Linked DNA regions of Homo sapiens: regions 2 and 3 are each linked to region 1. The links are chromatin contacts, found by Hi-C in ENCODE. All regions are on one chromosome and are shown on one strand. The core of a region is the stretch at or near the end of the contact, and the rest is flanking DNA. Distances in the headings are between cores, read along the strand shown. Region 1 holds the start of IMMP2L (inner mitochondrial membrane peptidase subunit 2). Region 2 holds the start of PRKAR2B (protein kinase cAMP-dependent type II regulatory subunit beta). Region 3 has its middle 5.4 kb from the start of LAMB4.

The links. Hi-C counts contacts between places; a loop is a spot of excess contacts on that map. Pooled maps may share reads with other maps.
Region 2: a map of CD4-positive, alpha-beta T cell shows a loop between it and region 1 (6-fold over the local background). The contact joins the promoter of PRKAR2B here to the promoter of IMMP2L in region 1. A Hi-C loop is called at or near these places in 2 of 168 maps with a recorded cell type or tissue (CD4-positive, alpha-beta T cell and naive thymus-derived CD4-positive, alpha-beta T cell) and 4 of 50 pooled maps.
Region 3: a loop to region 1 is called in a pooled map, with 5 times the contacts of the local background. The contact joins the enhancer-like site here to the promoter of IMMP2L in region 1. A Hi-C loop is called at or near these places in 4 of 50 pooled maps.

Annotation. Positions count from the first base shown.
Region 1 is chr7:111,561,187-111,563,809 of GRCh38, forward strand. It overlaps IMMP2L (inner mitochondrial membrane peptidase subunit 2), which reads right to left and starts at 1,306. Exons shown (of 6, transcript NM_032549.4): 1 at 665-1,306. RefSeq lists a silencer at 838-1,467.
Region 2 is chr7:107,043,374-107,045,996 of GRCh38, forward strand. It overlaps PRKAR2B (protein kinase cAMP-dependent type II regulatory subunit beta), which reads left to right and starts at 1,332. Exons shown (of 11, transcript NM_002736.3): 1 at 1,332-1,841. The coding sequence starts at 1,535. RefSeq lists silencers at 1,085-1,644, 1,431-1,725.
Region 3 is chr7:108,134,479-108,137,101 of GRCh38, forward strand. No RefSeq gene overlaps it. Among named protein-coding and RNA genes, the nearest start is that of LAMB4, 5.4 kb to the left of the region's middle. Within about 2 kb of position 1,318, at least 4 of the 41 ENCODE cell types and tissues checked have a DNase peak (open chromatin) inside an H3K27ac peak, as active enhancers do.

The DNA of each region.
Region 1 (2,623 bases), core at 56-2,555:
ACAGTAAGCCTCAGAGAACTTCAGTGTCCTTTTTGGCAACTTTTCAAAAGTGAATGGAATGCTTGCCAGGAGGTACCAAGAGTGAAAGCCCAGAGAAAAAGGCCCAGCCTGGTCATCTCTCTCCCCTCAAAACATCTTCTTCTGTAAGCTTGAGAGATCCCAAAGAACTTCAACACTTGTAATCTTGTTACTAACTTTATGCTTTGGGGTCCTAAAGGATTTTTTCAGGAGTACCCTTTTAAAATGTAAACATCCCTAGGGGGGTTACTGTTCATTATCAAACAGGACCTGGATTCTTTAGTGCTATGGTCTCAGGGATTAGTCAAAGCTGGCTAATAAGATAGGGGCCGGAGACAGACAACTAGAGAGGACCAATGTTCCAAGGTAAAAACAGGTAAAGGGGAAGTGCAGTTTTCTGTCGGGTCAAGGGGCTAAAAGGGATCCACATGCCCAAGCTGTTAAACTCTATAGACTGTGTGAGGCTGAAAACAGTCCGGGGCCTGGAGCCTGTGACTTTGAAGGTGGGTCCTCCAGTTCCCGATGAAAAGGTAGAATCTGGGCCCAAGTTCCCCACGAGCAGTTCTGGACATCTAGCCCTTCTCTCTCTCGCTCGCTCTCAGGATAAAGTCCTAGGTCCTTCCACCCCTGACCATTCCTTACTTACCCTTTCTCCCGCTCTTCCTCGGTGAGAAGGGGTAAGTGGTTATTTTGTGCCCTCGCCCAATTTGGCCAAAACCCTAAAAGTAAAAAACGACAGACAGACACGTGCTTTAAAATCATGTTGTTCAAGCCTGACGCTCTCCCACCACCTGCCCAACACTTCCAGGCAGAAGGCAGCGCGCCCCCACAGCGCTCCCTCACGGCCAGAGCCGGGGGCCGGACTAGGCCCCTTTGTGAGGACTGGGAGAGGGCGCGTTGTTGGGGCGCCGGCTCGGCGGGGAGGAGCGGGCCAGCTCCGGGCCAGGTGTGCCGCCTGTGGCGCCGGTTTCTCAACCTAGTTAGCCAGTGGCACCAAGAAGAGGACTAGGCTGGGGTGGCCGCCGCACGCGCCTCAGATAAACACGCGCACGCACACATGCTCGCGATCACGCAGGACTCGCGGCCGCGCACCCCTCCGCCTCCCGGCAACGCCCGCCCCGCCGGGGCCGGGGCCGACTCCCAGGGAAGGGTCCCCAGCCCAAGAGACCACCAAGGGTCGGCGGCTACGCGCCCGCCGACCCCTGCCAGCCTCACAGCCCCCCACCCGCCGCCGGACGCCGGGCGCCCGCCCTCCGCACCCGCTGCGCAGCTCAGCCCGGGGGAAGTCCCCGCGCAGACCCCGCCCTCCGCCGGCGGCAAGCTCCGCCCCGCTGCCCCGTCGCGCGCTGGCCGCCCGAAGCTCCGCCCCCGGCGGAAAACTGGTCTCTGGACCGCCCGCCCAGGTCGGGCTCAAAATGCGGCGTGGATCTGAAAGGATCAAACACAACACTAATTCAGCAAGCTATTATTGAGCACTTGCCCTAAGCTCAGCAACGTACTAATGGGGGAGACTACAATAAAGAGCCGAAAAGTCTATGAAACTGTGTCTTCAGCTCTTCCTCTTGTTTTAGAAGCCAGGAAACAGAGAACCCTCACAGTTACTTAAGTACAGGGCAGTAGTGGCAAAGCACCTCACTAGCGATCTCTGGGCAACTCTTCATTTCATTTTTTCCTACTCATGAGCACTCAGGAAAACTATTCAGTTTTGCTGCCTCCAGGTAAAACAAAGTGAGTAACACAGGACAGGCGGTTTACTTGAGAGAAACGGGAATTTCATACTGAAGCTTTTGCCCTCAAATGGTACAAACTCTTTTTTTTTTTTTCCTGAGACGGAGTCTCGCTCTGTCGCCAGAGCGACACTGCAATCTCCGCCTCCCGGGTTCACGCCATTCTCCTGCCTCAGCCTCCCTAGTAGCCGGGACTACAGGCCCCCGCCACCATGCCCGGCTAATCTTCTTGTATTTTTAGTAGAGATGGGATTTCACCGTGTTAGCAAAGATGGTCTCCATCTCCTGACCTCGTGATCCGCTCACCTAGGCCTCCCAAAGTGCTAGGATTACAGGCGTGAGCCACTGCGCCCGGCCGAATGGTACAAACTCTTAACTGGGTTATTACAACCTACAAAGAAACCTTCTTATCCATGTTATTAATTATCCTAATTCAATGTGGTTTAAAATGTTGATGAAAGTACCCAAATCATGGTGCTCCAACAAGCTGGATGCCAACCAGGTACTCGTAAGTACTTGCAATTACAGGTGCGATATTTTCATTCCATATCATCCCAAGATGCCCTTCCTTCACGTGAAGCAGCCAGAAAGATCAACTACCAGATTCCGCATGATTGAGGAATTGATAAATAGAAAGGGAAGACCGAAACCGGCCAAATTTTCCCTTCGAAGTGAAACTTGAGAAACTTGCGTGCATTTTACCTGAGTTCCTTTCTCAGCAGATAAACTGTCAGACCTCCCAGATAGTGTCAAGGAAATGCAACTTTCCAGAACACTACATCTGGACAATGAGGTGCATCTGCTGCCTGTTCACAAACTCCTCTTCCTTACCCCTCCATAATTCCCTGCTATAGAAAGCCCTAACTTTAGTCTCCCTA
Region 2 (2,623 bases), core at 82-2,581, 4.5 Mb before region 1:
CTCAGGTGATCCGCCCACCTCGGCCTCTCAAAGTGTTGGGATTACAGGCATGAGTGAGCCACTGCGCCCGGCCAAAAGTTTAATTCTTAAAATGCTCGACACAATTAGAAGCACTTAACTACTGTATATTTAAAGCAACGTAACATTATTACTATAAAGTTGTTAAGAAATGAAAATAGAGAAATACATTGGCTCATGGAGTCAATACAGGATGCATCATTAACAAAGGGTTAACATCAAGATCCATTTTTACAAGAGGGACTAGTTCGTTACATCTCTGATTTCTAGACTTGGAGTTTCCCCAGTCATGTGTTTACTCTTCCGTGGGTGGGAAGATAAATCAGAATAACCAAGTGAGCTTGCTCTTGAAATATTTTATTTACAATGATATGATAATTGTAGAAAATGAAGTATGCGTACTTAAATAGAATTTAATTGACAAAAGACAATTTTCTCTACTTCAAAATTGTAAACATTTGCAAAGTAAGCCTCATTTCAAAGTCAAAGCCTTCTACTTTAAAAGCACACATTAGTAATTCTATTTTTCTTTATACTGAAGTATTTCAATTTTTGGACATACAAGTCAAAAATCATTCAAAGCATAAAGGAAAGTTTCAAAATAATAAGCGCCTCATCCTGCACTATCCTATTTAAAAGAGATCAACTAACTTTGATAGGTGCCTCTCAATAAATGGTGCCTTTGTCTCAATAAATAGTAAATGCGTGGAGTGCACAACGGAATAGCATCAGTAAGACGAAACATAATAAACAGGATGGATCGGGAAAGGCTGGATAAAATGTGGGGAAGAAAAAGAAAGACGTCACAAAGATGGGGTAGCATTTCTTTGTCCAAAAGAGAACCAGTACCACCATAAGACTTTAAACAAAGGACATTAGCAACACTTATCATGCAACTAGATTCTAGAAGGAAAATAAAATGCCACTACTAAGGTGGAGGCTGAAGTTTCAAGACAAATCTCCTGGCACCACCTCTGCGGGGGTTCACCATGGCGAATGACGCCTGGGAAGCGGGGCGAGTGGCCAGCCCGCTCCTGGACGCGCGGACAGGTGGACACGAAGGCGGCCTCGCTGGGCCTCCCTCCGCCTCTCCCGGCCCGGGCGCGCAGCCCTGCGGTGGTCTGACAGGCGGGTGCGCGGCGCCAGCCAGCGGAGGTTGCCATGGTTTCCGGGGGTCACGTGGGCGCGCTCTCCTGCGCCCCCTCCCGCGCACCGCGGCGGGGCGGGGGCGGGGCGCCCGGGCGGGGGAGAGGCGCGGCCGCGGCTGGAGCGGGAGGAGCAGGAGATGCTGCCAGCCCTCCCGGGGCCGCGCTCGCTCAGCCGCCGCCACCACACGGAGCAGACGCGCGCCGGGAGCCGCGGGCCGGGCCAGCCGGGCCGCCGGGGCCCAGTGCGCCGCGCTCGCAGCCGGTAGCGCGCCAGCGCCGTAGGCGCTCGCTCGGCAGCCGCGGGGCCCTAGGCCGTGCCGGGGAGGGGGCGAGGGCGGCGCCCAGGCGCCTGCCGCCCCGGAGGCAGGATGAGCATCGAGATCCCGGCGGGACTGACGGAGCTGCTGCAGGGCTTCACGGTGGAGGTGCTGAGGCACCAGCCCGCGGACCTGCTGGAGTTCGCGCTGCAGCACTTCACCCGCCTGCAGCAGGAGAACGAGCGCAAAGGCACCGCGCGCTTCGGCCATGAGGGCAGGACCTGGGGGGACCTGGGCGCCGCTGCCGGGGGCGGCACCCCCAGCAAGGGGGTCAACTTCGCCGAGGAGCCCATGCAGTCCGACTCCGAGGACGGGGAGGAGGAGGAGGCGGCGCCCGCGGACGCAGGGGCGTTCAATGGTGAGGACCAGACCCCCCACTTCGCGCCCCCGGATCCCCTCGCTGCCCCCCACCGCTCCCCGCTGTGCTCTCGGATCTTGCCGCTTTGCGCACCCACCTCTCCCCGCATTCTCCACCTTTCCCTACCTTCCCATCTCGCCCACCCCCTCAGCATCCATTTCTGTCTCTCCCACTCGCCCACCTTCCTACTCCGCTCTCTGTCATACCCTCTTCCCTTCCTCTAGAGGTGGGAGAGCTGGGATGTTACGCTTCCCTCTTACCCTTTGCCCCCTCTGCCTGGGCCGGTTGGGGTGGGCATCTGCTAGAAAGACAACTTTCGCTGTGGTTGGAGGTATTTCGCTTAGAGGATACCATTGTGCATAAAGAAACTGGCCCGCTTGGCGTCTTCTTTCAGCCCTTGTATTTATTAATGGAATGTCGAAAGAGAAAAGGAGAACCGTGTTTAATATGATTGGCTTTACTGTTGTTAGGACGGTAGATTCGCTAAAAGAAGCATGAAATTGGACTCACTGGGGCAGAACAAAATTTATGGCCAGTAGCTCTGACATTCTTGGAAATAAGAGTTATCTATTATTTTCCAATTTACCAATACCGTGTTGTGTTATTTTTGGACACGTAACAAAGGATTCTATTTAGTCTGAAACCCACGGGGGTCTTTGGAACGAGGAAATGGGTTAATGGTTTGCTTTTTATATAAAAGACATATTGAATGATTTGGTGCTTTATTTTTTTAAAAGTGTATGAGAAAAACACTGTAGGAAGTTCTGAAAGCTTGTTGGTTG
Region 3 (2,623 bases), core at 68-2,567, 3.4 Mb before region 1:
TTTTTTAAAAACTTCTCCTTTGAACTGGTCATAACATTCTCTTGTTTCTCTCATTAATGAACAAATTGAATAGAATCTTTGGTATATATTTGCTTTATATTTGTATAAGAGTCATGATTTTGCCTTTAAAAATATTAACCCTTAACATCTGCTTGGCATTCCTAAGTGTGCCTGTGTGGTGTATGTGGTTTCTCCTGCATGGAATGTTTTGCCTACTTTATCTAGATCAAGGATCAGCACTCTACAACCCACAGGTCCATGCTGGCCACTGCCTGCTTTTATGGGGCCTGCAAACTAAGAACGGCTTTTACATTTTTAGATATTAAGAAAAATTTTAAAAAATAGTATTTTGTGACATATAGCAATGATATGAAATACAAATTTTTGCACTCACAAATAGTTTAATTAGAACTGTCCAATTGATTATCTACATATTGTCTACAGCTGCCTTGTTTATGCTACAATGGCAGAGTTGAGTAGTTGTGAGAGACCATACCACCTGCAAAGCCAAAAACTCCTACTAGCTGACACTTTACAGAAAAATTTGTTAAGCAATGATCTACTTCATGCTGCTAGAGTCTCAGTATCACCTCCAGGTCATTTTCTCTACTCCTCCATTCTGGGCTGTGTTTCCATTTCCTGATGCATGTAATCCCCCGTGTGTGTGTCTACTTTAGCAGTTGCCATCCCTGCTGTGTGGCTGACTCTCTCCTTATACCTCCACATCTAGTCTGTAAAGCCTTCAAGGACATGGGTTTTGTCTTATTTACCCTTCCATCCCCAATGCCTAAGATAGTGACTGGCACGTAATTTGCACTCAAAATTTGTTGAATAAATGCTTCTTATCCTGTACTGGGTAACAAGGGCATTTGCATAGCATGGTATTCCGAACAAGTATTTAACAACTGGCTAGCTATCAACCTTATTTTTAAGATAAGATGACAGAAATCAGTTTTTATCTTAATCCCCAGAAATGAAATGATACAGCAAGGAAGTGTTCGGGTAGAGGCAGTGAAGACAAGCTTGCTGGGGCTTGGCAAGAGTGGCTGTGCTCTGAGAAGGTGGAATGTGCCTGGATGAGAGCACATGTTTAAAACATCTTAAGGAGACTGCCCAGTTCTAACCAGTGTCCAACCTGGGCAGAGATCGGAACAGCTTCTGGGAGTAGCTTTCTCATTGTTTTTCACCTGCCTACTTATCTGTGGGTTTCAGAGTCCCTTCTGCTTGTCTTTCCATCTCCATTAATTCTTTGGTTTTTCTGCTTTGCCCTTCTTGTCATGTCAAGAAACTTTCACCTTGGTCTTGTGGCTTCCTGTATCACTCAGTGTGTCTTACCCAAGCACGTCTCCGGAGGCCAGTTCTGCTTTCTCAGGCAGCTCTTTGTGCTGCTCCAAATTTTCACTTCCGGAAGGTATCATTGGTGAGGAAAGCCAAGGGGTCACGTCACATTCAGTAATCAATATGGGATTTAGGTGATTAAAATAGCTTAGAGAATGAAAATATGGTTAGGAACAAGATTTTCAGAAAACTCTAAGCACTCTTTCAGAACTAAGCATTGTACGATTACAACTGCTCCCCAAATTGGCATCAGTTCTTTTCTGAATCTGTTGATTCTCTTCCTCAGTCTTCAGGTGTGCTTCTCTGCCTTGTCCTGCTACAGGATTTGTCATCACTTGGATGATCTAGGAATTCAGGTCCCAGACTTGAAATCATGTGGAGTCTTATATCTCCTCCGCCTACCATAGGCCTAAGCACAAATGTCAGTTCCTCAAAGGCAGTGACCTTCTGTTTCCTTTGCAACCCTCCCACATCTGGCATATTATAGAAGCTACAGGAGGTATTGGCATTGATAAGATCATATTTCCATTTCCCACATGTTATGGGTTGAATTGTGTACTGTACCCCTCCCTCTAAATTCATATGTGGAAGTCCTAATTCCTAGTACCTCAGAGTGTGAACTTATCTAAGAAGGGGGTCATTGTAGATGTAATTAAAGTTAAGATGAGGTCATACTGGAGTGGGGTGGGCCCCTAATCCAATATGACTCGTATCCCCTTTCACATACAAAAAGGGAAATTTGGAAATACAGAGACGTGTATATAAGAAAAACACCACGTGAAGACTAGAGTTCTGCTGCCACAAGCCCAGGAACCAGAAGCTAGGAGAGAGGCCTGGAACAGCTCTTTTTCCAGCACCTTCAGAGGAAGCATGGCCCTGCTGGCACCTTGATCTTGGACTTCTAGCCTCCAAAACTGTGAGAAGATAAAATTCTATTTTTTTTTTTTTTTTTTATTGAGACAGTCTTGCTCTGTTGCCCAGGCTGGAGTGCAGTGCCATGATCTCGACTCACTGTAACCTCCGCCACCTGAGTTCAAGAAATTCTCCTGCCTCAGCCTCTCGAGTAGCTGGGACTACCAGCGTGCGCCACCAGGCCCGGCTAATTTTTTTGTATTTTTAGTAGAGACGGTTTTGCCACATTGGCCGGGCTGGTCTTGAACTCCTGACCTCAGGTGATCCACCTGCCTCAGCCTCCCAAAGTGCTGGGATTACAGGCGTGAGCCACCGTGCCTGGGAAAGTTCTATTGTTTAAACTACTCGGTTCATGGTACTTTGTTACAGAAGT